Regions from separate parts of the Homo sapiens genome. Here region 2 is linked to region 1. The links are chromatin loops, found by intact Hi-C in ENCODE. Cell type or tissue: OCI-LY7. All regions are shown on one strand. Each heading gives the region's core, and the rest is flanking DNA. Links, peaks and the distances in the headings are about the cores only.

Region 1 (14,980 bases), core at 4,779-9,778:
CCTGGGTCACTGCAACCTCCGCCTCCTGGGTTCAAGCGATTCTCATGCCTCAGCCTCTGAAGTAGCTGGGACTACAGGTGTCCACCACCATGCCTGGCTAATTTTTGTATTTTTAGTAGAAACAGGGTTTCACCATGTTGGCCAGGCTGGTCTCGAACTCCTGGTCTCAAGTGATCCGCCCGCCTTGGCCTCCCAAAGTGGGATTACAGGCTTAAGCCACAGTGCCCAGCCTGACTTACTGTTAATTAAACAGGTAATTTTATTTATTTATTTATTTATTTTTGAAACAGAGCAGTGACACAATCTCAGCTCACTGCAACCTCCACCTCCTGGGTTCAAGCAATTCTCCTGCCTCAGCCTCCCAAGTAGCTGGGACTACAGGCACATGCCACCACACTCGGCTAATTTTTCGTATTTTAGTAGAGACAGTCTCACCATGTTGCCCAGGCTGGCCTCAAACTCCTGAGCTCAAGTGATCTACCCACCTCGGCCTCCCAAACTGCTGGGATTACAGTCATGAGCCACCATGGCCGGCCAAAACAAGTAATTTTAACTGGGGCTGGGGTCAAAGTGGGAAGGGGCGGCTGAGGTAGGAGGATCCCTTGAGCCCAGGAGTAATCTGGTAATCTGGTATGTTGACCAGCCTGGACAACACAGCAAGAGACCCAATCTATTTAAAAAAAAAAAAAAAAGAGAGAGAAGAAGAAGAAAAAAAAAGAGGGTGGGAGGGAAAGGAGAAAGGGAGGGAAGAGGAGAAGGAAGGAAGGGAAAGAGGGGGTAGAAGAGGAAGAGAGGAGGGGGGAAATCCCCTTTCCCAAACACATATACACACAGTTATCATGAAATAGATTTCTAGCCAAAGATGGGTCCATAGCCTAATACCCAGATCCTGTGAATGTTCACTTATTTGGAAAAACAGTCTTTGCATATGTTATTAAGGATTTTGAGATGAGATTATACATAGGCCCTAAACGCCATCACAAATATCCTTATAAGAGAAAAGCAGACATTTAACACACATACAGAGAAGACGGCAATGTGAAAATGGAAGAAGAGACTGGAGGGTTACGGTCAAGGAATGTCAGCAGCCACCAGAAGCTGGGAGAGGCAAGGGATGATTGCCCCTAAAGCCTCTGGAGCAAGTTCAGTCCTGCCAACACCCTGATTTCAGACTTCTGGCCTCCAGAAGTGAAAGAATAAATTTCTGTTGTTTTAAGCCTCAAAGTCTGTTTGGGGTAATTTGTTATGGCAGCCACAAGAAACTAATACAAATAGCAAAGTTTATGTTTTTTGTTTGCTTGGTTTTGCTATTACCTCTCTGTTTGGGCTTGTTGACCATCTCCTGACCACTGAATGAAACAGACAAACTGAAAACGAAAGTGGGAAATGAAGAAATCTAAGTAAGGGGCCGGGTGCGGTGGCTCACACCTGTAATCCCAGCACTTCGGGAGGCCAAAGCAGGTGATCACCTGAGGTCAGGAAATCGAGACCAGCCTGGCCAACATGGTGAAACCCCCCGTCTCTACTAAAAATACAAAAATTAGCCAGGCGTGGTGGTGGGCACCTGTAATTCCAGCTACTCCGGAGGCTGAGGCAGAAGAATCACTTGAACCCAGGAGGCAGAGGTTGCAGCAAGCCGAGATCATGCCACTGCACTCTAGCCTGGGCTACAGAGTGAGACTCCGTCTCAAAAAAAAGAGAAAGAAATGTAAATAAGATAAGAGAACACAACTGTACATACAGCTGAAAAAAAAATGCTTCCAGACATTAAAAATAATAAACATAAAACACTTAAAAACTTTCCAAATAATTGTCAAGTTTGCCTCTCTAATGAAAGTGTTACATAATTCCAAAGTTAGCATTCTCCTGCTGTCACTCTGGGATAAACTTTAAATTTATATAGTGGAAGAAATACCCAGGTAACAATAACACTGACAGTCCCAGGTACTTCATGGATCTTGAGAAATCTTACAAGATCTTTCCAACGCCTTAACAAACTCAACACTAGTATTTGCAAGACAGCACTTAAAGTCTGCATACATTCACTATACTGTTTTTTGTTTGTTTTGAGATGGAGTCTCCCTCTATCACCCAGGCTGGAGTGCAATGGCGCACTCTTAGCTCACTGCAACCTCAGCCTCCCAGGTTCAAGCAATTCTCCTACTTCAGCCTCAGGAGTAGCCGGGATTACAGGCGCCTACCACCACGCCCAGATAATTTTTGTATTTTTTAGTAGAGATGGGGTTTCACCATGTTGGCCAGGCTGGTCTCGAATTCCTGACCTCAAGTGATCTGCTTGCCTCAGCCTCCCAAAGTGTTGGGATTACAGGCGTGAGCCACTACGCCTAGCCTCACCATACTGTTTGATGTGTTCTGCTTAGGGAAAAAAATTACTGCTAGAGTTAAACCTGAAATATATAAAAGTCCTCCTTTCCAATTTATCTTAAATAACAATCTTACGTAAACTATGCCTCAAGACTGAGCTCATATTTTTCTGTTTTGATTGAAGTTCCTATTTTGCATTTCTCTCATGTAATAGTTATACAGTAATATGCTCCTCCATAAATCATTTACTAAATATTTAATTTTTAACTTTGTAACACTGTGCTTAGCACTATATCAAGAACGTTGATAAACACATCATAATATGGTACTAAATGATCAGAAATTTTTTTCATTGGAAAAACGTGACTTTTCTAACTCAACAATTACTTTTTTGCATGTATTTTTCTTTGGGATTTCTTTTTTGTTTGTCTTGAATAGAGCCCTGAAATTCTTTCTAAACATATTCATAGAATATTTCAAGCTGGAAGAAAAACACTGAAATAGAATCCAGGATAAAATATGCCAGGTATTAAAGACATATTCTGAAAGAAATCATAATTACTTTTGGCTGCTGCATCAAAAGTTCATGTCAGTGTTGAATATGCCATTTAACTACCCTTTACAAAAATGTACAGATCAAACAGAATGAAACTATAAAAGCTCAGCTAATTTAACCAAGTAAAGTTGTTAATTCCAACTTCAAGCAACAAAGTAAATAAGGGTAAAATTTAGGAACTTAATCATTTCTTGATAAAGACTCTTAATTGAAACAATTTTCCCAGGGGCCCTCTGTACTAGTCTCTGCTTAGCCTAAATGAAAGGATCTAATCTACAGAGACCAATAGTCCCAAACTTTAAGAATCTCCTCTGAATGCAACTCAAAATGATGACACACAAATTGAATTCATTCCCCCCAAAAAAATTATGTGACATATAAAGCATTTTGGGACAGATAGGAACTGAAAAAATAGTCTTGCAAAAAACAGAACCAAAACTAGTAGCAGTATCTTATAAACCAATAACATGTTAGTTACAGCCAGAAATAAAAATTAAACTATATAAATGCAAAGTGGTATCCTGAATTGGATCCTTGAGTAGAAAAAAGATATTAGTAGAAAAAGTAGTAAAATCTGAATGAAGTCTGGAATCTAGTAAACAGTAATGAGCTGCATTCAGAGGAGATTCCAAAAGTTTGGGACTGTTGGCCTCTGTAGATTTAGATCCTTTCGTTTAGGCTAAGCAGAGACTAGTACAGAGAGCCCTGGGGGAAGGGTGGGAATATATATGTATATATGATACCAGCACACACTTACTAGAATGTCTAAAATAAAAATAAAAAAACTGGCCAAATGCTGGCAAGGATGTGGAACAACAAGAACTCTACAACTAGAACAATGTACAATTAGAAATTGCACACTGCTGGTGGGAATGCAAAATGGTACAGTTCAGCCAGTCATGGAAAACAGTTTGGCAGTTCCTTATAAAGGTAAACATACACTTACTATACAATCCTTCAATCCCATTCCGAGGTATCTACCTAAGTGAAAAGAATACTTATGTTCACATAAAAACCTGTATATAAATGTGTACAGTAGCTTGTTCATATATATGCCAAAGACTGGAAACAACTCAAATGCCCTTCAAACTGGCACATGAATAAACAAACTGCAGTATACCCATACAATGGAATACTGTACAGTAAATCACAGAACAATCTGGATGAAACTCAAATGCATTATGCTAAGTGGACAAAGCCAGACTCAAAAGCCTACATATTGTATAATTCCATTTATATCACATAACTACAAGGACAGAAAACAGATTAGTGGTTGCCAGTGTTGGGGATGGGAAAAAAGGTTGACTATAAAGAGGCACAAGGGATCCTTTTTGGGATTGATGAAACTATTATATATATATATATATATATATATTTTTTTTTTTTTTTTTTTTTTTTAGATAGAGTTTCACTCTGTTGCCCAGGCTGGAGTGCAGTGGCGTGATCTTGGCTCACTGCAAGCTCCACCTCCCAGGTTCATGCAATTCTCCTGCCTCAGCCTCCCAAGTAGCTGGGACTACAGGCACGCACTACCACACCCAGCTAATTTTTTTTTTTTTTTTGAGATGATGTCTTCCTCTGTCACCCAGGCAGGAGTGCAGTGGCGCGATCTTGGCTCACTGCAACCACCACCTCCTGGATTCAAGCAATCTTCCCACCTCAGCCTCCCGAGCAGCTGGGATTACAGGCATGTGCCACCATGCCTGGCTAATTTTTTTGTATTTTTAGTAGAGACAGCATTTCACCGTGTTGCCCAGGCTGGTCCTGAACTCCTGACCTCAAGTAATCCAACTGTCTCACCCCCACAAAGTGCTGGGATTACAGGTGTGAGCCATTGCACCCAGCCTAATTTTTGTATTTTTAGTAGAAATGGGGTTTTACCATGTTGACCAGGCTGGGCTTGAACTCCTGACCTCAGGTGATCCACCCGCCTTGGCCTCCCAGAGTGCTAGGATTACAGATGTGAGCCACCGCACCTGGCCCTCTGTATCTCGATGTGGTTTTACAAAATTGTATGCATCTGTAAAACTTACAGAACTGTATGTTTAAAAGAATTAAATGTATGTAAATTATACCTCAAAAGTTATAATAGGATCTACTTAGATTTTTAGACAAAATCACATATGAAACTGCATAAAATTCTATGACTGTAATACAAACAAATGAAATTATAAACACAGACCACAGTTTTTTTATGAGTACAGAGATCTGAAATGTTGGCTAACAAAATTATAAACATAGTTGGAACAATAAATAGTTTATTTATTAGTAACGAGATCTGAAACACTGGCAGATAAAACTATAAAAACAGTTGGATCAACAGTTTATTTATGAGTACAGAGATTGAAATGTAGGCTCTATTACCTGTTACCATCATAACAGAAGAATTTTTCCATTACATAGATAACTTAAGGTCAAATTGTATAAATTCTTATTTTTATTCTAAATGTGACTACCTTCAGATACCCTTTCCTTATTTAAATTGAAATGGTGGAAGAATTCTACCCTATCTTAAACACTAGAGGTAGAACTATACAACATACAATTATTCAGAAGCAATTATACCTAAAATAGAAGTTAGTACTCATTTAAAAGAGATCTTAGACTTTCAATTTCCATAACTGTGAGAAAATACATGTTATTTTAGCCACCCAATCTATAGTATTCTGTTAGGGCAAACCAAGTGGACTAATATAATATAGTTCACAAAACCTTACTTTAGTTATTTAGACATGGTTTTCTTTAGTTCTTTGAACTTTCTTTTTTTTTTTTTTTTAAAGAAATGAGGTCTTGCTCTGTCACCCAGGCTGGAGTGCAGTGGCAATTGTCCCTCCTCAGTAAGTGCAAGCCACCATACCAGGCCCTTTGAACATATTTTAAATGGCTGATTTAAAGTCTTTGCCTAATACTAAAGTCTAACATTTGGGCTTCCTCAGGGAACATTTTCTAATTTACTGCTTTCTCTCCTATGTGTGGACCATACTTAAGTGGTTTTTTGCATGCTTTGTAATAACAGTCTCTTGAAAACTAAACATTTTAAATAAGGTAATGTGACAACTCGAAAAATCAGATTCTTCCCCTACCAGGTATTTGTTGTTATTACTGTTTACTGTTGTTACTGTTTATTGTTGTTTCTTTTAGTGACTTTCCTGAACTAATTATCTAAAATATTAATTTTCTATCATATGTGGTCACTAAAGTCTCTGCTGTTCATTTGTGATCAGCTAATGACTGGGCAGAGACTTCCTTAAATGCTTAAAACCAGTATAAGACTCAGTGTGTATTGACAGCCTAACTACATGTGTTAGGGCATACCTTTCACATTCAGCCAAGCAGTTTACAACCCTTCCTTAGCCTTTACTTCTTGCTTGCACAAAGTCTAGAGATTAATCAGAACTGACAGCTTAGGACCTTCTTAGTTCTTTCCTAAGCATGCAGCACACAACCCTACACATGCACATAGCCTTCTAGATTCCCAGAAATATACCAGAGCTTCTTAAATTTCCTTATGAACATCTCATTTCCCAGCTTTTCCTTTTAAGCTTCTTGGTTAGCCTATTATTCGATCTAACTATTCACTGTCACTCAAGATGGTGAGCACTCAAGTTGTTCAACAACTGCCTTTAACTGTTTTCAATAAACACTGCAAGGGGAAAGGTTGTTTGTACTAAGTGAGCTTCAAGTCAGGTCAAATACAGATGGTCTTGTGAATGAGGTTTTTCAAGGAACTACTAGCTAGGTAAAATAATGACAACTCTGGGAATGGAGTTTTGAAGAACTCTAAACTCGATCTATCCCTTCCAGTGGCTGGTTTTCACCATGATTGGAGGCTGTTGGTTTTCAAGGCTACTGAGGAGCTAGAGGGAAAAGCACAAATTAAAATGCCACAAAGTTTGCTGTTTTTGCCAAGATTCAGCCATTTCTCTTGAATAAATGCTCACAGATTGCTGCCATTGATAAATATTCCAGGTACCCTTCAGTTCTTCATATTTGTTTACCTGGAGTCTGCTACATTTCTGAAACTTCTACATATACTTTTCGCTGTGATTTCTTCTCCTATTTTTTCCAACAATTTGGTCTCACTGTTTCCTATCTTTCAGAAATCCATTAAAGTCTCATCAGCTGAAAGCCACCTTTCTTGATTTAATACCTTTAAAAAAATATCTAACATACTTACTAACATATCCACTCAGAATCCTTTGTATTCAGAGCCCTGCTAAAGCAGACACAAATATCCAGCAGACCTACACTCAGCTAACCTCTCTTAAGGCTCCCTTTAGTGTGATCCTAAGAGAGTCTTTCAGCTCTCATAACTTAGGCAACAGCACAAATCACATTTCTGTAACCAGAAAAACTGCAACCACCTACACCTCCCTGATGGGACTTTCTGTAGACAGATAAAAACCATCACCATACTGGTCAATACCTTCCATAAATAAATAGTGCAGCCAACTGACTGCAGTAAATTTGGTGAATTCTTCTGGCTACTTTGTTCTGGAGGCATGACTAACATATCATAGTATTATCAGCTGTAGGACTATTTATAGTAACTTTACACTTAACAAAACACTGTCAGAACTTACTGAGAAAGTTGCTTTTTAAAATATATACATATATTTAGGCTCTAACAAATTCTTAATAGAAAAAAATACTAGTTTACCAGAAATAGAATCTCGGCCAGGCGTGGTGGCTCACACCTGTAATCCCAGCACTTTGGTAGGCCGAGGTGGGTGGATTACTTGAGGTCAGGAGTTCAAGACCAGCCTGGCCCACATGGTAAAACTCTGTCTCTACTAAAAATACAAAAATTAGCTGTGTGTGGTGGCACATGCCTGTAGTCCCAGGTGGAGGTTGCAGTGAGCTGAGATCGCACCACTGCACTCCAGCCTGGGTGACACAACAAGACTCTGCCTAAAAAAAAAAAAAAAAGAAAGAAAGAAAAGAAAAAAAATGTCTCTCTAAGAATAATTGCTTTTATAATTTCTTTTTTTTTTTTTTTTTTTTGAGACAGAGTTTCGCTCTCATTGCCCAGGCTGGAGTGCGATGGCGTGATCTCGGCTCACCTCAACCTCCGCCTCCAGGGTTTAAGTGATTATCCTGCCTCAGCCTCCTGAGTAGCTGGGATTACAGGCATGCGCCACCACGCCTGGCTAATTTTGTATATTTTTAATAGAGACGGGGTTCTCCATGTTGGTCAGGCTGGTCTCGAACTTCTGACCTCAGGTGATCCACCCGCCTCAGCCTCCCAAAGTGCTGGGATTACAGGTGCAAGCCACCACGCCCGGTCTGTTTTTATAATTTCTAATATTACTTAACAAAAATCATCCTTTGAAATTGTTTACAAAACAATCTTTTTTTTTTTTTTTTTTTGAGACAGTCTTATTCTGTCACCCAGGCTGGAGTACAGTGGCGCAATCTCGGCTCACTGCAACCTCCGCCTCCTGGATTCAAGCGATTCTCCTGCCTCAGCCTCCTGAGTAGCTGGGATTACAGGTGTGCATGACCATACCCAGCTAAGTTTTTTGTATTTTCAGTAGAGACGGGGTTTCACCAGGTTGGCCAGGCTGGCCTCGAACTCCTGACCTCAGGTGATCCGCCTGCCTCAGCTTCCCAAAGTGCTGGGATTATAGGCATGAGCCACCGTGCTTCCCCAACAAGTTCCTAATGAAACAGGAAGATGTGTTCCAAAGGAAAAATTTCAAAACCATAGTAAAAAGTATTAAGAAGGAGGAGGTTAACCTGAATTAGCTATGTCAAAGTGAGCTTAATAACAGTACAATGGTTCTTCTATATTTCTTCCAACACTCCTTGGATCTCTCTCCAATTTTAGTAACTTGTCAGCATAAGAATTTCTCTGTTTGTAGTGGGTGTTAACAAGTGACATGAAAAAAAAACAAGAAATCAAAAAGAATAAGAATATGATAAAAGAAATTTTTTAAAAAATCTGTTTGAAGATCCAGACTCAAAGACTCTAAAACTTTATCTTCATCCTTCTTTAATCTGTGCAGTTAAAATTTCTGAGAATCACAACATGAATATTCTATAAATGTGCTGCTTCCAGTTATACAAAGTTGTACCCTATGTCATCAATTCTCTAACATTCTACATACCTATATATCTCATCTATACATCAGTCCTATATATCAGCTTATCAGTGTTTGGATAACACTGACTATACACTATACTAACAGAACTAAGTCTTTTGAAATCTATGTCTTTAGCTGTTAGAAGAACTGTAAAATCTAGGTTCAGTTTTTTTATTAATGTTTTATTTCTCCAAATTTATTTACCCCTTCAAAACTCCATCAGACAGGATAATATAAGTGTTTGTTAAAGAAAAATAAAATAAATAAATATCTTACACCAAAGATAAAAAGGAAAGAAATCTGGTCTTGAATGAAAGTCAATTCACTAACTAGCTCCACTTAAGTTTTCCCAAATAGCAAACCATTAAAACTATTAAGATTACGGCCCAAATAACAAGTGGTTCCTAAGAGAGATTTTAAAAGTTGGGCCTGTAGCCTTGATAACCTTTAGCTTTAAATCCAACACGCTACACAAGAACTTTCCCTACAGGTCCTCAAGACAAGATATTTTCAAGCTCCTGAGCAATATAACATTAAATGTCAATCATGCCCTGTTACTCAGCAAATATACAGAACTCATCATAGTCACAAACACTCTCAGGAGCTCCAACTGTGAGTTGATACTATTAATAGCAAACATTTATGGAATGCTTCTTATGGGTCAGGTACCGTTCTAAGTACTTTTAATATATTAACTATTTCTTTTTCTTCTTCTTTTCTTTAATTGAGACAGTCTCGCTCTGTTACCCAGGCTGAAGCGCAGTGGCATGATCTCAGCTCACTGCAACCTCCACCTCCCAGGTTTAGCAATTTTTATGCCTCAGCCTCCTGAGTAGCTGGGATTATAGGCATGCACCACCATGCCCAGGTAATACATTAATTATTTTAATCTTTCAATAAGTCTATAAAATAGAAGCTATTTGTTATTATCACCATTTTACAGATGAGAAAACTAAGGCACAGAGAGTAACTTCCCCAATGCTATACACATAGTAAGTCACCAACCTGGTATTCGAGCCCAGGCAGGCTAGCTTCAAAGCCTGAGTTCTCAAACCACAGCTATGTGTCTCATAATGGAACAATGCAGACAGGACTGGTGATATTTAAAAGCTGACTGAGCTTAAAATGTATGATATGCCATACTATAGTCATCAACAGCCAGAATTCTTAAGCCAAGTAATGAGAACATACGAGAAGATGGCAAGTCTTCTTCTTTATCCTTTACCATTCTCATTTTTTTTCCCCAGGCCTCCCAAGTATGAGTATGAGTTAACACAAGTGAAGTGCTTTAAATAGTGCCTGGCACATAGTAAGTGCTCACTAAGTGTTAAGAGCAGGTAGTGGTATAAAAATAGTAGAGTATGTCTGCTGACCCTGTTTCACTCTACCAGCTAGGATAGGCAAGGAACTGTTGATATTTCTACGCCCTTTCCCCCTTTGTGATTACAGGAAACGAATTGGGACAATACATAAATGTAATCCACTGTCGCAAACCCTAATTACTCTTCAGTCATGTTATTTCACCTGACCATATACACATGAGCAAACTGCTTCATTCCTCAGTCCTCTTTTTTTGGTTTACAAAGACTGGACTTGGGCCAGAAGAGAGCAGAATAAAGCAGCTTTGTAACCTTTTGACTAGTTGCCAAGAACAGAAGCAAGGTTTGTGAAAACCAACTGAAAGGACCTAAACTTTGGACTGTTAGATGGAAACTAGCAAAGGATTCTAACGATAGAAGCTCAGCATACAACCGAGCATTTTCAACCTCACGATTCCAAAATAAGTTTTTAAAATAATGTGCCTAGAAATGGTAAAGAACAGGGATGACAGTAATGGTAATCAGGGCAACAGGACCTCCCTCTCTCAATGATTGTTCTGCAGCTATTTAGGTTAAGTTTTACAGAATCCATCCACGTACATTGCAGAGAAAAAAACTAGCAAACCTAAACATTTTCTTTTTTTTTTTTTTGGTAGAGACAGGGTCTCGCTATGTTGCCCAGGCTAGTCTTGAACTCCTGGGCTTAAGTGATCCTCCTACTTCAGCCTCCCAAAGTGCTGGGATTACAGGCATGAGCCACCACACCTGGCCCCAAACCTAAACATTTTCCATTACAAAAAGACAATATTAGGGGAAAGATCTAGCAGTCACTAAAATTTTGCAAACTGCAGGTACATTGCATTAACTACGGAAACTAAAGAAAAAATTCAATTTCACCTAAAAGCTAATCATTCTAATGTATTCCCGTAGTAACGGCACTGATATCAACTTAGTGAATGGAAACCAGCAGTTTGTTTTAAATTAAAAACAATAAAACAAATAGAGGCCAGGCACAGTGGCTCACACCTATAATTCCAGCACTTTGGGAGGCTGAGGCAGGAGGATCACTTGAGCCCAGGAGTTCAAGACCAGCCTGGGCAATACAGTGAAACCGCATCTATAAAACACAAAACAAACAAACAAAAAAAATTAGTGAGGCATGGTGGCACACACCTGTAGTCTCAGCTGCTTGGGAGGCTGAGGCAGGAGGATCACCTGAGCCCAGGAGGTCGAGGCTGCAGTGAGCCGTGATAGCGTCACTACGCTTCAGCCCAGGTGATACAGGGTGAGATCCTGTCTCAAAAAACAAACAAACAAACAAAATAGAATAGAAAATATTAATATTACAATGCATCACCAGTAGTAAAGATACTGTTTCAAGAAACTTCTGTTTCGATTTCAAATATTAATATGTACATATATGTGTCTGAGTACTGGATAGCAATGTAAAATGTATTTTATAGTGGGTCATGATCAGAAAAGTTTAAAAGCCACTTTATCAGAAAAAAAAAAAAAATGGCCAGTCAAAAAGGGAAGAAAATAACCACTTCATACTACAGAGGAAACAACATTCAGAGTTTGATGGTTCTCTTTTTTGTTTGTTTGTTTTGAGACGGAGTTTCGCTCTTGTTGCCCAGGCTGGAGTGCAATAGCGTGGTCTCGGCTCACTGCAACCTCCGCCTCCTGGGTTTAAGCGATTCTCCTGCCTCAGCCTCCCAAGTAGCTGGGATTATAGGCGCCTGCCACCATGCCTGGCTAATTTTGTATTTTTTTTTTTGGTAGAGACGGGGTTTCACCATGTTGGCTAGGCTGGTCTTGAACTCCTGCCTCTCAGGTGATCCTCCCGCCTCGGCCTCCCAAAGTGCTGGGATTACAGGCATGAGCCACTGCGCCCGGCCGATGGTTCTCTAAATTGTAGTTTTATATAAGCAAGCCTCTGAAAGAGAACAAAAAAGATAAAGGAAACCACTGAGTTACTTCCAAAAATTTTTTTTTGCACAGAATGTGAGGTACCTACAGTAAATAAATACATACTAACAAAAAATACATAGAAATGAAAGCAAAAATTTTCAGTTTATCTACCTATTAAATGCCCCACTAAATATGAGAGATGGCCTATTCTCTTTGTGAAGCTCTAGTTCTCACTCTCAAGAATATTATTCATTAGTGTTGCCTAACTACTGCTTCCTAACCTATAGCAGAAGAACACCTGGTGAAAAGCAAAAGCAGATTTCAAAAATTATTCTTTAAATTATCACAGATGTTTCCTAAATTTGACATTTTTAAATTTAAAAGAGAAAAATTCAGTGATGTAATAAAACACTGATTTTTATAAGATATTTAGGTACTATTTTTTATCCTATAATGTTCTCTAAAGTCTGAAATATTCCCCCAAAATTCATACATGTATATATTGGATTATTCTTTTGGTAAAGAGAGTGAGATTATCACATTCATTTCATCAATCTACTAGGAAAAAATTAACATCATTGTGCTAAATTAAATGTTCCTCTTATTTTGAAAAGGGGGAGGGGCACAACAGGTGAAGCTGACCTAAATCGTTTTCAGTCACTATGGAAACTAAAGAAAAAATTCAATTTCACCTAAAAGCTAATCATTCTAATGTATTCCCGTAGTAACGGTGCTGATAGCAACTACCTACCAATTTTCCTAAATTCAGTAATTGCTACAATATTAAATTTCAGGTGAAAGAAAACTATTGAAATGTTTAAATACACTGATTATCAGACCCACATTGCTTTGAATGTGGAAGCCATTAAATTAAATTAAATTGCAGAAGCAATTTAAAAGGGAATTGCTTTGAATCAAAAATTAAATGTTTAACTAAAAGTAAAGAACATTCTAAATATCAACAAGTATTATCATCATAGCAAAGCTTACTCTGTTCAGCTCCATAACAATACTTTCCCACCAAGTGGAAAAAGGACAAAAGCTACTATAAAAAAACAGTATACTTAATGTCTCAATTAATAAGAGTTAACATGAGAATTAAAATTAGTATTCCTAATCAAATGTCACTTCTTACCAGAAATATTTATACTTTTTCTGTAAACCAGATTCTACGATTCTCGACTGTTTTCAAAATATTCAGAAAAATAATATCATTATCTGAGTACAAGACTCCTGCATTAAGGTGCACCTCAACTTATATAAAATAATCTCCTTCCCCCAGATATTTGATTAAATTTTTTTATTTGGGCTTAATAAAGGAACAAAAGAATCATCTTAATATGATCAATAATATTCTAAATGACTATTATTTGCATCTTCTCATTTAGAAAGTAATTTGTTTGTGAAAGTTCCCCTCATCTTTTCTAAAGTAAAAATAAAATCACTAATTTAAATATACTACTCTAAACATGATAGCCCTAAAGAGATGAATGTACTCTAAACATGATAGTCCTGAAGAGATGAATGTCCTTAATTTCACATAAATTTCCAAATTTGGAAATGAGACCAGTGGCAAATCAGATGTTTCAGTTTTAGTCTTCTGTTTTATATTTCAAAGTTGTTAAATTCATATGGGAATGGTAAGATTTAAGTATTTTAAGACTATTACATAAATTTGTTTAATACTCTGAAGGTAAAAGAAAAAAATTAACTTCGAGGGGCCATTTTATAAAAAATAGTGACTTATCTCCAAGTAACTCCAAAGTAATTAACTTCCATAAGATAATTTTTCTAACGGGGGAGGAATTTGATCCCTTATTGCTTTCTTAATATATGGTTTTGCCATCTGAGAAACATCGGTAGTAAAAGGTTTGCAATTTGCCTTAAGCCAGCATTAGTAAAAAGGCCAAGTAAAACCCTCCTTAAGGTTCCTAACCAAAAGCAGTATTCTTTTGTGTTTCAGACAAACTAGATTTTTAACCTCAACCTATAAAGAAAGAAATCACTAAAGTAGCAGACCCTTGTACAAATAAGATTAACTCAGGAGCCAAAAAGACTAAGTTCAAATCCAGCTCTTTGATAACTAGTTGTGTTACTTTGGGCAAGTTACATAACTTCTGTACCTCAGTTTCCTTATATGTAAAATGGAGATAGTAAGAAGAGTACCCTTGGCTGGGCACGGTGGCTCACGCCTGTAATCTCAGCACTTTGGGAGGCTGAGGCAGGCAGATCACGAGGTCAGGAGTTCAAGACCAGCCTGACCAACATGGTGAAACCCCATCTCTACTAAAAATACAAAAATTAGCCGGGCTTGGTGGCACACGCCTGTAATCCCAGCTACTCAGGAGGCTGAGGCAGGAGAATCACTTGAGCCCAGGAGGCAGAGGTTGCAGTGACCAGAGATTGTGCCACTGCACTCTAGCCTGGGCGACAGGGCAAGACTCCGTCTCAAAAAAAAAAAAGAATAGTACCCTTATTTCATAGGGTTGTAAAGATTAAAGAGTTAATACATGTAAACTACTTAAAATAGTTCCTGGTACATAGTAAGTGCTGTATAAAGTTCACTTTTATTTTTACTGTTTTACCACTACAGAGTTTCATGGTTCAGTTGTGAAAGTTTCCCAAGTGAAAATTATTTGATTGTATCTATAACGAAAGAACATGATTTTATGTTAATTAAGTTTATTTAATTCTAATTATGTTGTCTTACGTTTAATTCAGAAATGTACAAATAAGATCAAATTCAGAATTTAAGTGTACATATCAGCCTGGTACAATATTAC
Region 2 (14,980 bases), core at 6,153-11,152, 200 kb before region 1:
CAGTGAGCCGAGATCGCGCCACTGCACTCCAGCCTGGGCGACAGAGTGAGACTCTGTCTCAAATTAAAAAAAAAAAAAAAAAAAATTAGCTGGGCATGGTGGCATGCACCAGGCTTAGGTGGGAGGATTGCTTAAGCCTGGGAGGTTGAGGCTGCAGTGAGCCGTGATTGCACTACTGCACTCCAGCCTGGGTGACAGTGTTGCTGGATTTATAAGGAATCAGAGAGATCTATGGGGTTCAGGAGGATATTTGTTAATTATTTAGGTGCACCGGCCCAGTCAGATTAACATGCAAAGGACTGAGCCTTGAACAAAGAGTTAAGTTACCTTTTAAGCATTTCGTGGGGCGGGGGGAGAACTGTGCAGGCGGAAGCATACTACAGAAGCGAGAAACAAAGGCAGTTATTTAATCAATTGAGACACGTATTACATCATTTCTTATTTTTCAAGGAAAAACACGTTTTGTGACTTGAGTTTATCTGCCTAGTGACCTTGCAGCTGCACATCTAGAGAAACAGGGTTGTCACAATGTCTGGGAAAGGGACAGATAAGACTCACTAGCCACAGAAACACAGGCAGTTAATTTTTAAAGGACTCCAGCTCTTTCTCTTCCTCGGGGGAACTGGGTTTTCTTACATACAACTGAGTTTCTGCTTACACACTCCTTAATTTCTTTTAATTAAGGGTTTTGCGCTGGTGTGGTGGCTCATGCCTGTAATCCAAGCACTTTGGGAGGCCGAGGCGGGTGGATCACCTGAGGTTGGAAGTTCAAGACCAGCCTGACCAACACAGAGAAACCCCATCTCTACTAAAAATACAGAATTAGCCAGGCATGGTGGCTCATGCCTGTAATCCCAGCTACTCGGGAGGCTGAGGCAGGAAAATTGCTTGAACCTGGGAGGCGGAGGTTGCAGTGAGCCAAGATCGCACCATTGCACTCCAGCCTGGGCAACAAGAGTGAAACTCCATCTCGAAAAAAAAGAAAACAAAAGAAAAAAGCCAAGAGGGGAGTCGAACTAATTTTCCACCACACAGGAGCATGAGCCAGCCCTCTGAGGCTTTACAAGCAGACACGCCTGCCTCCTTAAAGATATGCTGAGCATTGGCCGGGTGCAGTGGCTTACGCCTGTAATCCCAGCATTTTGGGAGGCCGAGGCAGGTGGATCACCTGAGGTCAGGAGTTCGAGACCAGCCTTCCCAACATGGCGAAACCCTGTCTCTAGTAAAAATACAAAAAAATTAGCTGGGCGTGGTGGGCACGTCTGTAATCCCAGCTACTCGAGAGGCTGAGGCAGAAGAATCACTTGAACCCAGGAGGCGGAGGTTGCAGTGAGCCAAGATCACACCAGTGCACTCCAGCCTGGGTGACAAGAGCGAGACTCCATCTCAAAAAAAAAAAAAAAAAGATATGCTGAGCATCTTTTCCCGAAAGTGACCTATTTTACTCCTGTGAAAACCTGCACTGGGGGGAGAACCCCTCCCCCATGATCTCCACAGTTGTCTCAGAGGGGCCATGCAGGGTCTGTTCATGTTGTTTTTGTTAATATGAAAGTAATTCAAGGGCAGAGGGGGCAAAATAGCCAGACCCTGTCTCTAAAAAACATTTAAAAATTAAAAATAAGACAAGGCTCCAGACTGGAAGAAAAAAATTTCTTTTAAGTACTCAAACTGTGTTCTGGAAAATCCAGAAAACAGTTACAAGACAAGACATGCCCTTTTGCCACCGTCGCGCCTGGGAACTGTGAGCATTTCTGCAGGAGACCTGTGGGCTGCTGTGGTGCCGTCTTTGTATTGTGGTCATTGCGGAAGGGCGCCATGAAGCCATTGGGCCAGCTGGTGGATCTTGCTCTCCCAGTGAGGGAGCAACTCGAGGACAACTTCGGGACCCACAGGCCAGGCGTGTATCTGCTCTGGTGGGCAGCCTGGGTGCCTGGAGTATCACTGAGTGGCAAACTGCTTGGCAGCATCACACGGTAGGGACACTGGTAACTTCCAGCCAGCATGCGGAGGGCTTCCAGCCCTTCTGCAGGCTCAGGGATGTGCTGGGCCTCCATCCCTCGCCCTCAGAGCACAGGCATTCTCCCTGTCCCTGCCACACTGCCCTTGACCCTGCTGGCTGCTGGGATGTTTCCCACCGCTTTGGGTGAGTGGGCCACGCCGGTGGGTGTTGAAGTGGATGGCAGGACACCTTAACAACCGCTGCCCAGTGCTGTGTCAGTGTTAGGCCCTTACCTTCCTCTACAGTGGGAGGAAACACGGGAGGAGAGGGAGGACCCCACATCCTGCCTGGCAAGTTGCTGAAAAACACCAAGTCACGTGACACATCATATACCGGAGTGTGTGGTGCCACACAGCAGGCACGGGTCTGACCCCATCCTGTCACCCTGCCGCTGTGGCCAGCTGCCTCCTGCACTGTCCAAAGGAGGTCCTGAGCCATCCACCTTCAGAGTCCAAAAGCTGACAGAGATGGGTTGATGAAATGAGGAACTTCTGTTCCCGGTGGCTGGAGGCATCCTCCTCACAGCTGGTGGGGGCGGGGGGACTTCCTTTCTGCCCCTGTCCTACTGTGGGAATCTGAGCTTCTTTCTCTGCCCCATTCAGCTCTTGAGGAGCCAAGGACAGATCCCCAGGCTGGTGCTCCCAACCTGGGGAAGTGAAAAGGGCTTGGGCCGTGACCACCTGCAGGTTCGGTTCAGATTTTAGTTCCTCCATTACACGGGCAACCGCAAGGAAGTCAGGTTCCCATTGAGTGTCTTATTTCCTCAAATAGAATGCAGAGTGTTGGGAGAAATAAAGAAGATGAGAACTCTTGTCAGAGGCACAGGAGGTCTTGGGAAAGAACAATATCATGTAATGATTGTAGATATGGGGTACTGGGCATGTCCCCATGTGCCTGGGTTACACTAACATTTTTACCAACACCTGTCTCCTGCCAGCCTTGGTTGTAAAGAGGGAGAGGAGACTGAGACTCAGAGAGGGTATGGGACTTGCCCAAGGTCACACAGCTAAGAAGTAGTGGAGCCAGGGTTTGAGCCCAGCTCTGTCTATCTCCAAAGCCCATCCTCTACTGAAATTCTAGACATAACTGGGCTGAGCAGAAATCCAGCAAACTTCCACAATCTGCTTAAGCACCTGGGAAAGAAGTGAAGAACGGTCATTTTCTCTGGCCTGCAGGAGGAGCCTAGCAGAGCCGGGTTAAAATCCCAGTGTCTCCACTTGGCATAACCTTAGGCAAGACCCTTCACTTTTGTGAAGCCTGACCCAGGAGGTTGGGGGCTACAGTGAGCTGTGTGTGCAGCACTGCACTCCAGCCTGGGTGACAGAATGAGACCGCCCACCCCTCTCAAAAAAAAAAAAAAAAAAAAAAAAACTAGAAAGAAACACAACAAAATATTAGTAGTTAGTGTAAGTATTTTGGGTGGTGGGTAAAGAATGCCTGCTTTTTATTAATCAAATGTTCTTTAGTTAGAATTTATTCATTGTATTTTAAACTTCTGTTATTATCTTTGATTAAAAGTCTTTTGTTACTTTTATAGTGACAAAAAAACTAAATATGGCATTTTGCACAATACCTATATCATCTTATTCAATCCTCACAATCTGCTGAGATATAATTCTTTCTCCTATTTTATTATTTTTTTATTTTTTTAGAGACAGGTTCTCACTCTGTTGCCTAGGCTGGGGCTGGAGTGCAGTGGCATGATCATAGCTCACTGCAGTCTCGACCTCCCAGGCTCAAGCCACCCTCCTGCCTCAGTCTCCTGAGTAGCTGAGAGTGCAGGTGCATGCCACCATGCCTGGATATTTTATTTATTTACTTATTTATTTATTTATTTTTGAGATGGAGTCTTGCTCTGTTACCCAGGCTGGAGTAAAGTGGCGTGATCTCGGCTCACTGCAACCTCTGCCCCCCCGGGTTCAAGCGATTCTCCTGCCTCAGCCTCCCGAGTAGCTGGGATTACAGGCACGCACCACCACACCCAGCTAATTTTTTTTTTTTTTTGAGACAGAGTTTTGCTCTTGTTACCCAAGCTGGAGTGTAATGATGCAATTTCGGCTCACTGCAAACTCCACATCCCGGGTTCAAGCGATTCTCCTGCCTCAGCCTCCTGAGTAGATAGGATTACAGGCACGTGCCACCACGCCCAGCTACTTTTGTATTTTTAGTAGAGCCGGGGTTTCTCCCTGTTGGTCAGGCTGGTCTCGAACTCCTGACCTCAGGTGATCTGTCCAACTTGGCCTCCCAAAGTACTGGGATTACAGGCGTGAGTCATTGTGCCCAGTAATTTTTTTGTATTTTTAGTAGAGACAGGGTTTTGCCATATTGGCCAGGCTGGTCTTGAACTCCTGACTTCAGGAGATCTGCCCGCCTCACCCTCCCAAAGTGCTAGGATTATAGGCGTGAGCCACCGCGCCTGGCCTTATTTTATTTTATTCTTTTTTTTAAGAGACAGGGTCTTGCTAGTTTGCCCAGGGTGGTCTAGGACTCCTGGTCTCAAGTGATCCTCCTGCCTCAGTCTCCCAAAGTGCTGGGATTACAGGCCACACCCAGCCTCTTCTCCCTGTTTTTTTGTTTTTGTTTTTGTTTTTTGAGACGGAGTTTTGCTCTTGTTGCCCAAGCTGGAGTGCAATGGTACAATCTCGGCTCACTGCAACCTCTGCCTCCCAGGTTCAAGCGATTCTCCTGCCTCAGCCTCCCGAGTAGCTGGGATTAGAGGTGTGTGCCACCACGTCTGGCTAGGTTTTTTTGTATTTTTAGTAGAAACGGGTTTTCACCATGTTAGTCTGGTCTCAAACTCCTGACCTCAGGTGATCCACCCGCCTCGGCCTCCCAAAGTGCTGGGATTATAGGCGTGAGCCATTGCGCCCGGCCCTCTTCTCCCTGTTTTAGAGAGTAAGAAACTGAGGTTCACACAATCAAAGTGATTTGCCTAACGTCATACAACGAGCAAGAGGAGACCTGGGATTTGAACCTATGTTGGTCTGACTCCTGAGGGACAGGGAAATGGAAAAGGCTTATCCCGAGCCTGTGGGGTCAGGATAAGTGGTTGGTCCGGCTTCTAAGCAGATTTCTCTTTAGCCTTAGGAAGAATTTTTAACTAGAATTGGTGAGGCCCGGCGTGGTGGCTCACAGGTGGATCACACCTGTGATCCCAGCACTTTGGGAGGCCGAGGTGGGAGGATCACTTGAGTCCAGGAGTTCGAGGCCAACGTAGACAATAATTATCGAAAGAGTATGGGAGTTCTGGAGAGGTAATGAGATCCCCTTCACCAGGAGGTTTCCGATAGAGGACCATGGAGTGTCCTGGAGGGACATTCGGGAGCCCTGACACTACATCTCCCTCCTCAAACCCAAAGGGCAGAGGCATGTCCCTCCTATGAGACGCAGAACAAGTCGGGCCGCGTCCCCTTTTTCTAACTGGGAGCACTGCTGAGGGGGCGTCTGGGACTTCTTCATCTTCATCATCGCCCCTTCCCCATAGGGTACTGCAGGGGGCGGGGGGCGGGGCTTCGGCGGGGCGGGGCTGCAGGGCTCCCGCGGGCTGGCGGGGCGGCTTCGGCGTGCGGGGCGGGGCATCGGCGGGGCGGGGCTGCAGGGCTCCCGGGGACCGCCCGCCCGCCCCTCAGTCTGAGCCCAGAGAGCCGCGGGGACCATGGAGCCGGTGCCGCTGCAGGACTTCGTGCGCGCCTTGGACCCCGCCTCCCTCCCGCGCGTGCTGCGGGTCTGCTCGGGGGTCTACTTCGAGGGTGAGCGGGGGCTGGAACCCCTCCGAGCACTCCCTTGGTGTGGGGCGGGGGCAGAGACCCGGAGAAGACGTTAGCAATCCGGGGAAACTGCCCCTGGGTTCAAATCCCGACACTGCCACTGGCCAAGCTGTGTGATTTGGGGCCGCACTCAACCTCTTTGGACCTCGGCTTTTGCTTTCGTGGAACGGGGACCGCTGACCTGCCCCGCAGGGTAGTGATGAAAAGTCAGTGGGTTGAGGCGCGGGAGGTGGATGCAGCCGGGCCACTCCTAGGTGGCCCCGCGGTGCGCATGGGACAGAGCTCCGACCGCGCCGGGACGCAGCATTAGGCCGCTGGTGGTCGTGGCTGCGTCTTGATTCTGAAGTGCAGGGTCAGTCTTCCCGTCTGTGTCCTCCCACTCCTCCCCCGGCCCTCCTCTACACTGCCTTCCTTCAGTCCCTGCGTCCACCTTGGCCTTCTGTTTGACCATGGGCAGTACTTGATTTGATCAGCTCTTCAGTTCTCAGCTTAAATGGCGCTTCCTCCCGGAAGCCTTCCTGGCTCTCTGCTCCTTGCACGCCCCCGTACATCTGCCGTCTGCCCGCAGCGGCCTGGTTCACAGGGATGGGCACACAGCAGGCGCACAGTCACTAGTCATTGCCTGAAGGAGCAAGCGGTGAGGGAATAACAGACAGTGGAGGGCAGGGTAAGACAGCACAGTGGATGGGTGGCCAGTGCTGCTCTGTGGGCAGGGAGGACCCGTGGGCCACCGAGTAGGGGAGATGGAGGTGGAGGAGAGAGATGCTGTGTGGGGGTGCGGGTTCCTTCCTTAGAGAGCGAACTGAGGCTTGAAGGCCCTGCCCCATCCTGTTCCCTGGCTGCAGAAAAACGCTCTGTCGCAGCAGCTTCCAGCAGAGTGTTTGAGGTCCCAAGTGGGGTCCTAGACCAAGGAGGTCCCTCATGAAGGGTCCCGCAGGGGGCCACCACCTCGCAGTGGGTCTCTCCAGGTCTGCTTGGGAATCTGGCAGATCTGGGTTCAAATTCTGACTCTACCTCCAGGGGCTTTCTGCAGGAAGGCGCCTGGGATCTGTTTGCTCTTCCCCCAGCCCAGGACCAAGCGTCTTCGTCCTCCCAGCACCCTTTGCCTGCTGGTGTTACAACACCTGTTTCCTCATCCTGCCTGACGCGGGATGGTGGAAATGGTGGAAGTCAGAGTGATGGTGACTAGAGAAGGCCCTGACAGGGTGTGGGTGTGCGGATGGGGTGAGTGCGGAGGACAGATGGCCATGCCAATAGGGGCAGGCGTCTACAGGGCACTCAGAAGGGGCTGGCTGCGTGGTTGGTTAGGAGCACTGGCTCTGGAGGCAAACACCCTGGGTTCAACCTAGGTTTTTTTTTTTTTTTTTGAGACAGAGTCTGGCTCTGTTGCCCAGGCTGGAGTGCAGTGGCACGATACAGCTCACTGCGGCCTCGACCTCCTGGGCTCAAGTGATCCTCCCACCTCAGCTTCCTGAGAGGCTGGGACCACAGGCACGCACCAGGACAACGTCCAGCTAATTTTTGTATTTTTTGTAAAGATGGGGTTTTGTCATTTTGCCCAGGCCGGTCTCAAACCCCTGGACTCAAGTGATCTGCCTGCCTCGGCCTCCCAAAGTGTTAGGATTACAGGCATGAGCCACCACACCAGGCCCTGTTTTTTGTTTAATAGAACATAGGTTGTGTGTGATAGCTCATGCTTATAATCTCAACACTTTGGGAGGCTGAGGTGGGAAGATTGCTTGAGCCTAGGAGTTCGAGATCAGCCCTGGCAACATGGTGAGACATCATGTCTACAAAAAATTTTAAAATAAAAAATTGCAGGGTGTGGTGGCTCATGCTTGTAATCCCAGCACTTTGGGAGGCTGAGGCAGGAGGATCACTTGAACTCAGGGGTTCAAGACCAACCTGGGTAACATACTGAGACCGTGTCTCTACACAAAATAAAAAAATTAGTCAGGTGTGATGGTGCATGCCTGTAGTCTCAGCAACTCAGGAGGCTGAGGTGGGAGGATTGCTTGAGCCTGGGAGGTTGAGGTTGCAGTGAGCTATGATTGCACCACTGCACTCCAGTCTGGGCGACAGTGAGACTCTGTCTCGAAAAAAAGGACGAGGTCTGTGTTGCCCAGGCTGGTCTTGAATTCCTGTCCTCAAGCAGTCCTCCCACTTTAGCCTCCCAAAGTGTTGGGATTACAAGCGTGAGCCACCGCACCCAGCCATAACTTCCAGTTCTGCCTCCTATTACCTGATCATCATGTACAACCTACTCAGCCCCTGAGAGGCTGTTTCTTTTTCTTCTTCTTCTTTTTTTTTTTTGAGATGGAGTCTCCCTCTGTCACCCAGGCTGGAGTGCAGTAGCCTGATTTCAGCTCACTGCAACCTCCACCTCCTGGGTTCAAGCAATTCTCCTGCCTCAGCCTCCTGAGTAGCTGGGATTACAGGTGCCAACCTCCACACTGGGCTAATTTTTGTATTTTTAGTAGAGACGGGGTTTCACCATGTTGGCCAGGCTGATCTCGAACTCCTGATCTCAGGTGATCCCCCTGTCTTGGCCTCCCAAAGTGCTGGGATTACAGGCATGAGCCACCATTCCTGGCCAGCTGTTTCATTATTTAGGAAATTGAAACTGCCTGTCTCCGCAAGAGCAGTCATGGGTCTTAAACACAATGACGCATCAGTAGCCCTTGGCACAGTGCCGGGTATCTGTAGTACCACAGCTGCTGTTCTCACCAGTCTGGAAGGCCCATGCTCTGACATTGTAAACAGACTGTGGTTTATGACTGGTGGGCATTTTCCTGGCAGTACGTGGGGAGGTTTTCATCAGTTTCTCAGGGCTGATGTTGGAGCTGCCCTGTGGGTGGGGCTGGGTTCAGGTGGCCTCAAGGTCCTGCCACGTAGTCTGTTGTCCTCCATTAGCTGGATGGAGAGACTGTGCACTCGTGTGTGCGTGAGAGATCTTTATTGAGCAACTTCTGTGTTCTCGACACCACTTACACACTTTAATTAATTAATTTATTTTTATTTATTATTTTTTTTTTGAGACGGAGTCTCACTCTGTCACCCAGGCTGGAGTGAAGTGGCGTGATCTCGGCTCACTGCAAGCTCCGCCTCCCGGGTTCACGCCATTCTCCTGCCTCAGCCTCCCGAGTAGCTGGAACTACAGGTGCCCGCCACCATGCCTGGCTAATTTTTTTTGTATTTTTAGTAGAGTCGGGGTTTCCCTGTGTTAGCCAGGATGGTCTCGATCTCCTGATCTCGTGATCCACCCACCTTGGCCCCCCAAAGTGCTGGGATTACAGGCGTGAGCCACCGCGCCCAACCCTCACTTACACACTTTAAACCAGGAAAGCAGAACTTTGCCCATTGGGCCTCACTCTGTCAGTGCCCCTCTATTTTCCAGGGTGCTAGGAGGGCTGGGTACCGGCCCTGGCTCCGGGTGATCTCCAGGGAGCCACTGACCCCTCTCTGAGCCTGATTTTGTAGCTGTACACTAAGGGAATCCCAACTCCCTTAGTGTACAGCTACAAAATCAGGCTCAGAGAGGGGGATTCACTGGGTTATTTACTGATTTGTGGACTTACCACATACTCAGAGGCCAAGCCCTGTGCTGGCTGCAGTGATGTTGAGATGGATCAGCCCTGCCTGTGAACTCAGTGGAGGAGGCACGGGGATGTGAAAAAGGCCAGAGAAGTGTGCCACAGCGGGGTGCACCGATGCCAGGAGGGGCAAGGACAGCTGAGGACGACTGAACCTGTGGGCATGAGGCAGGAACGACAGAGCAGGGCATGCCAGGCAGCAGGCACCATGTGCAAAGGCATGGCAGAGCAGAGCTTGTTGGGCACCAGGGCACAGGCTGCCCAGCACTTGGCCCTTGTCCAATGGGGAAATGGAGTCCTTGTCTCCGCAGGCTCCATCTATGAGATCTCTGGGAATGAGTGCTGCCTCTCCACGGGGGACCTGATCAAGGTCACCCAGGTCCGCCTCCAGAAGGTGGTCTGTGAGAACCCGAAGACCAGCCAGACCATGGAGCTCGCCCCCAACTTCCAGGGTAAGGTGGGCACCTCTGCCTCCCCATGTGCCCTGGCACTCTCCTGGCACACCCGCAGGCTGCTCGTGGGCTTGCCACGTCCAGCAGTCACTCCCTCCCCTCGGGGTTTGCTCCCGAGGCCCTCACATTCACCACAACCCAGCCTCAAGGGTGGGGATGTCCTCAGAGGGTCGGCAATGCCCTGGACTCAGAGAGGTTGCACCCTCTCCCTCTCAGTCTCTGGTCACACCTGCCTCTGTTCCAAGCCCTGTCCAGGTGCCTGTCTCTGAGTTCACTCACACATTCACTCCCCAAACATCTGCAGACACCCATGTGTGCCAGGCTCCGTGTGGCGGGCTGTGGGTATGGGGGTCAGGATGAATCAGGTGCCACCCTCTCCAGTGGGGAGCTTCTGGGATGACAGTGAGAGGAGGCCAACAGTAAAAGGAGTCATAAGCTTTAGAGAGGGGTCTGAGCAACAGTAACCTGCCTCAGGATCTGTGAGGGCTTCTTGGAGGAGGTGGCATCTGAACCAGAAGAAAGATCCCAGCCACAGGGAGTAGCATGTGCACATTTGGTGCTCAGGAAACCCCAAGGAGCTCAATTCTTATTATTTTTTTTTATTTTTACTTTTTGGAGATGGAGTCTCGCTCTGTCACCCAAGCTGGAGTGCAGTGGCGTGATCTGGACTCACTGCAAGCTCTGCCTCCCGGGTTCCCACCATTCTACTGCCTCAGCCTCCCGAGTAGCTGGGACTACAGGCGCCCGCCACCACACCCAGCTAATTTTTTTTGTATTTTTAGTAGAGACAAAGTTTCACCGTGTTAACCAGGATGATCTCGATCTCCTGACCTCGTGATCTGCCCGCCTTGGCCTCCCAAAGTGCTGGGATTACAGGCATGAGCCACCATGCCCGGCCAGAGCTCAATTATTTTAAGAGGCATGTAGTGTGGTGGGCCATGGCCTGGACCCTGAAGCCAGTGGCCTGGAATTGAATCCCAGTGGCCTTGGGCAAGCTAGGCAGGTTCCTCTCTGGGCCTCTCTGGGACCTCCCTGGGCCTCAGTTTCCTCTTCTGTAATGAGGGCGATTAGGCTTGATATGAGGATGAAATGAGCTGATATGTATACAGCACTTAGAAGGGGGCCTGGGACAGGCTGGGTGCAGTGGCTGGTGGCTCATGCCTGTGATCCCAGCTCTTTGGGAGGCTGAGGCGGGTGGATCACCTGAGGTCAGGAGTTCAAGACCAGCCCGGCCAACATGGTGAAACCCCATCTCTGCTAAAAATACAAAAATTAGCTAGGGGTGGTGGGGGGCACCTGTAATCCCAGCTATTCAGGAGGCTGAGGCATGAGAATCACTTGAACCTGGGAGGTGGAGGTTGCAGCCTGTGCAATAGAGAGAGACTCTGTCTCTCAAAAAAAAAAAAAAAAAAAGTGGGGAGGGGGCACCTGGTACAAAGCAGGCACACTCTGAGGACTGGCTGTTATGTGACTGCCTGCCAGATGCGGGAAAGTGTGGCTTCCAGGTTAGGGGCAAGTTGTGTGGGGAGCCGCAGGAGCCACACCACCTGGGGGCTATGTGGTGTGCTGACACTGTTTGTTCTTTATTTCGAAGGCAATGAGGAGCCAGTGAGGGTTTTTTGTTTCATTTTTAGTAGAGACAGGGTCTTGCTATGTTCTCCAGCCTGGTCTCACTCAAACTCTTGGGTTCATGTGATCCTCCTGCCTCGGCCTCCCAAAGTGTTGGCATTACAGGCGTGAGCCAGTGTGCCCAGCCAAAAACGGCCTCAGGTTTCCTTTTTTCTTTCCCCCGTCAAGTGTTAAACATTTGTTACATGTGTTTCTCTCCCTCTCCATACATACACACACACGAATGTATTACTATATGTGTATATATGGATGTGTTTTTTCTGAACCATTTGAGAGTAAATTGCAGACATGTTCCCTTTTACATCTATATATTACCCCTAAATATTATAGTATCTCCCCAAAACAAGGACATTCATTCACATGGTTCAATGATCAAATTCAGGAAACTTAATTTTGGTACAGTACTACTGCCTAATCCATGGGCTGTATTTGAATTCCAGCAACTATCCTCATAATATGCTTTATAGCAGTTTTTCCCCTCAATCCAGAGTCCAGTCCTAGATCACACATCATATTCAGTTGTCCTGTTTCTTCATTCTCCTTCAGACTGGAACAGTTCCTCTGCCTTTGTCTTGACATTGACATTTTGAAGCATCTGGACCAGTACTTATGTAGAATATCCCTCAGTCCCAGCTTGTGCAGTGTTTCCTCGATTAGCTTCAGGTTGTGGGTTTGGGGCAGGAAAAGCTTGCTTCCCAAAAGCGGTATCATGTCTGGAAGCGAGGTATTTAGGCCAGCTGCTGGCGGAATGGGTGGGGGCTGGAGGGAGGGGGTGCAGGGACAGTCGGGCAGTCACTATTGGCAGCCAGGATGCAGGGGTAAAGTGGGTGGTCTGAGGTGGCTCTGGCCAGCAGCTCCTGGGATGTTCGTTTGGGAGAGAGGGACGGCAGGTTTTGGATGAGTGGGATCGGACCTGTGGAGAGGCATCTGGAGGAAAGGCTAAGATGGCAGTTAGAGGCAGGTAGGGTCAGGAGCTTGGAGAGTGTGGAAGTCTAGTGTGTCTGTCAGGGAATGTGTCCCTCTTCCATTCTCTGTGTCTCTGGTGACAAGTCTCTCTCGGTTCCTACTTCCTGTCTCTCCCTGTCCCTTCATGCACTGCCACTTTCTGCCCTGTGTCCCTCAGCCCTGCAGCCCAGATGTCCAGATGCAAATCTGTCATTGACACCTGTCCCTGGGGGATTCTGGCTGGGTCATCTGCAGGGCCAGACTGGGGTCTGGACCTGACAAAGGCCTGCCCCACCCTGACACCCCACAGTGACCTGCCTGCTCTCTGCTGTCCCCCACAGGCTACTTCACCCCCCTCAACACCCCACAGAGCTATGAAACCCTGGAGGAGCTGGTCTCTGCCACAACTCAGAGCTCCAAGCAGCTGCCCACTTGCTTCATGTCGACCCACAGGATTGTCACAGAGGGCAGGGTGGTGACTGAGGACCAGCTCCTCATGCTTGAGGCTGTGGTGATGCACCTCGGGATCCGCTCTGCCCGCTGTGTCCTGGGCATGGAGGGTCAGCAGGTCATCCTGCACCTGCCCCTATCCCAGAAGGGGCCCTTCTGGACATGGGAGCCTAGTGCCCCTCGAACTCTGCTCCAGGTCCTACAGGATCCAGCCCTGAAAGACCTCGTCCTCACCTGCCCCACCCTGCCCTGGCATTCCCTGATCCTGCGGCCCCAGTATGAGATCCAAGCCATCATGCACAGTGAGTTGCCTGGGCAGATGGATGCGCGCTGCTGGGGGAGAGAAAGAGGGTTGCCCCTGGGAGCTGCTCTGATGGAAGACACCCCCACCCCATCCCTGAGGATCAGCTGGAACTTCAGGTTGCTCCCTCTGTATTACACTGAAGTTATTCTTTTTTTTTGAGATGGAGTTTCGCTCTTGTTGCCCAAGCTGGAGTGCAATGGTGTGATCTTGGCTCACCCTCCAGAGTCAAGCGATTCTCCTGCCTCAGCCTCCCGAGTAGCTGGGATTACAGGCGTGCACCACCATGCCCGGCTAATTTTTTGTATTTTTAGTAGAAACGGAGTGTCACCATGTTAGCGAGGCAGGTCTTGAACTCCTGACCTCAGGTGGTCCACCCGCCTTGGCCTCCCAAAGTGCTGGGATTACAGGCGTGAGCCACCGTTCCTGGCCAGTTATTCTTATTGATGCTCAAATTATCTCGGCTACGCCAGGTGCAGTGGCTCACGCATGTAATACCAGCACTTTGGAGGATCGCTTGATCTCAGGTGTTCCAGACCAGACTAGGCAACATAGCAAGACCCCCATCTCTACAAAAATTTTTTTAAAAAATTAGCTAGGCTTAGTGCTTGTAGTAGCAGCTACTCTGGAGGCTGAGGCAGGAGGATCACTTGAGCCCAGGAGTTCAAGGTTGTAGTGAGCTATGATCACACCCTTGCACTCCAGCCTGGGCAACAGGGCGAGACCTCATCTCTCTCTTTTTTGAAGCAGAGTCTTGCTCTGTCACCCAGGCTGGAGTACAATGGTTGATCTCAGCTCACTGCAACCTCCATCTCCCAGGTTCAAGCGATTCTCTTGCCTCAGCCTCCCTAGTAGTTGGGATTATAGGCGCCCGCCACCATGCCCAGATAATTTTTTTGTATATTTAGTAGAGACAGGGTTTCGCCATATCGGCCAGGCTGGTCTGGAACTCCTGACCTCAGGTGATCTGCCCACCTCGGCCTCCCAGAGTGCTGGGATTACAGGCGTGAGCCACCGAGCACAGCCTAAAAATAATAATTTTAAAATTTATTTTTCTTTTTTCTTAATACTTGGAGGAAAAAAAATAAAAATAGTAATTTTTTTAAGAAGGTTGGGGCCAAGCACAGTGGCTCACGCCTGTAATCCTAGAACTTTGGGAGGCCGAGGCAGGTGGATCACGAGGTCAGGAGATCAAGACCATCCTGGCTAACATGGTGAAACCCCGTCTCTACTAAAAATACAAAAAAATTAGCCGGGTGTGGTGGCGGGCACCTGTAGTCCCAGCTACTTGGGAGGCTGAGGCAGGAGAATGGCGTGAACCCAGGGGCTAGAGCTTGCAGTGAGCCAAGATCGCACCACTGCACTCCAGCCTGAGCGACAAGAGCGAGACTCCATCTCAAAAAAAAAAAGAAGGTTGAAGGGAAAGCATGTGTGGGAATGTGGCGTAGTGTAAATTGGAAGATTCTGATTGGAAAGAAAAGATGGCAGCGGGGGCCGGGCGTGGTGGCTCATGCCTGTAATCCCAGCACTTTGGGAGGCCAAGGTGGGAGGATCACCTGAGGACAGGAGTTCGAGACCAGCCTGGCCAACATGGTGAAACCCCATCTCTACTAAAACTACAAAAATTAGCTGGGCATGGTGGCGGGCGCCTGTAATCCCAGCTACTCGGGAGGCTGAGGTGGAAGAACTGCTTGAATCTGGGAGGTGGAGGTTGCAGTGAGCCGAGACTGTGCCATTGCATTCCAGCCTGTGCGACAAGGGCACTCCATCTCGAGTGAAACTCCATCTCAAAAAAAAAAAAAGAAAGAAAAGACAGCAGCGGGAGGGAGGCCAGCCGGCCCAGC

What was found. Hi-C counts contacts between places; a loop is a spot of excess contacts. Peaks named below come from ENCODE experiments on the same cell type or tissue, not always from the same donor. Only the 100,000 strongest peaks of a DNase experiment are listed, where the experiment ranks them.
Region 2: a loop joins it to region 1, with 1.9 times the contacts of the local background. A loop is called at or near these places in 6 of 110 quality-filtered maps.

What each region holds. Positions count from the first base shown.
Region 1 is chr1:28,068,873-28,083,852 of GRCh38, forward strand. The region is part of intron 1 of EYA3 (EYA transcriptional coactivator and phosphatase 3); the gene reads right to left. Among named protein-coding and RNA genes, the nearest start is that of EYA3, 12 kb to the right of the region's middle. In OCI-LY7, for the core only: no CTCF peak of the experiment used is centred there; a DNase peak (open chromatin) is centred at 7,206; H3K4me3 peaks cover 2,625 bases; H3K27ac peaks cover 5,000 bases.
Region 2 is chr1:27,866,918-27,881,897 of GRCh38, forward strand. THEMIS2 (thymocyte selection associated family member 2) reads left to right here and starts at 5,627. Exons shown (of 6, transcript NM_001105556.3): 1 at 5,627-5,748; 2 at 9,671-9,811; 3 at 12,727-13,137. The coding sequence starts at 5,655. RefSeq lists a cis regulatory region at 196-717, enhancers at 2,752-2,801, 12,721-13,221 and a silencer at 5,475-5,744. In OCI-LY7, for the core only: no CTCF peak of the experiment used is centred there; DNase peaks (open chromatin) are centred at 6,581 and 8,464; H3K4me3 peaks cover 865 bases; H3K27ac peaks cover 2,246 bases.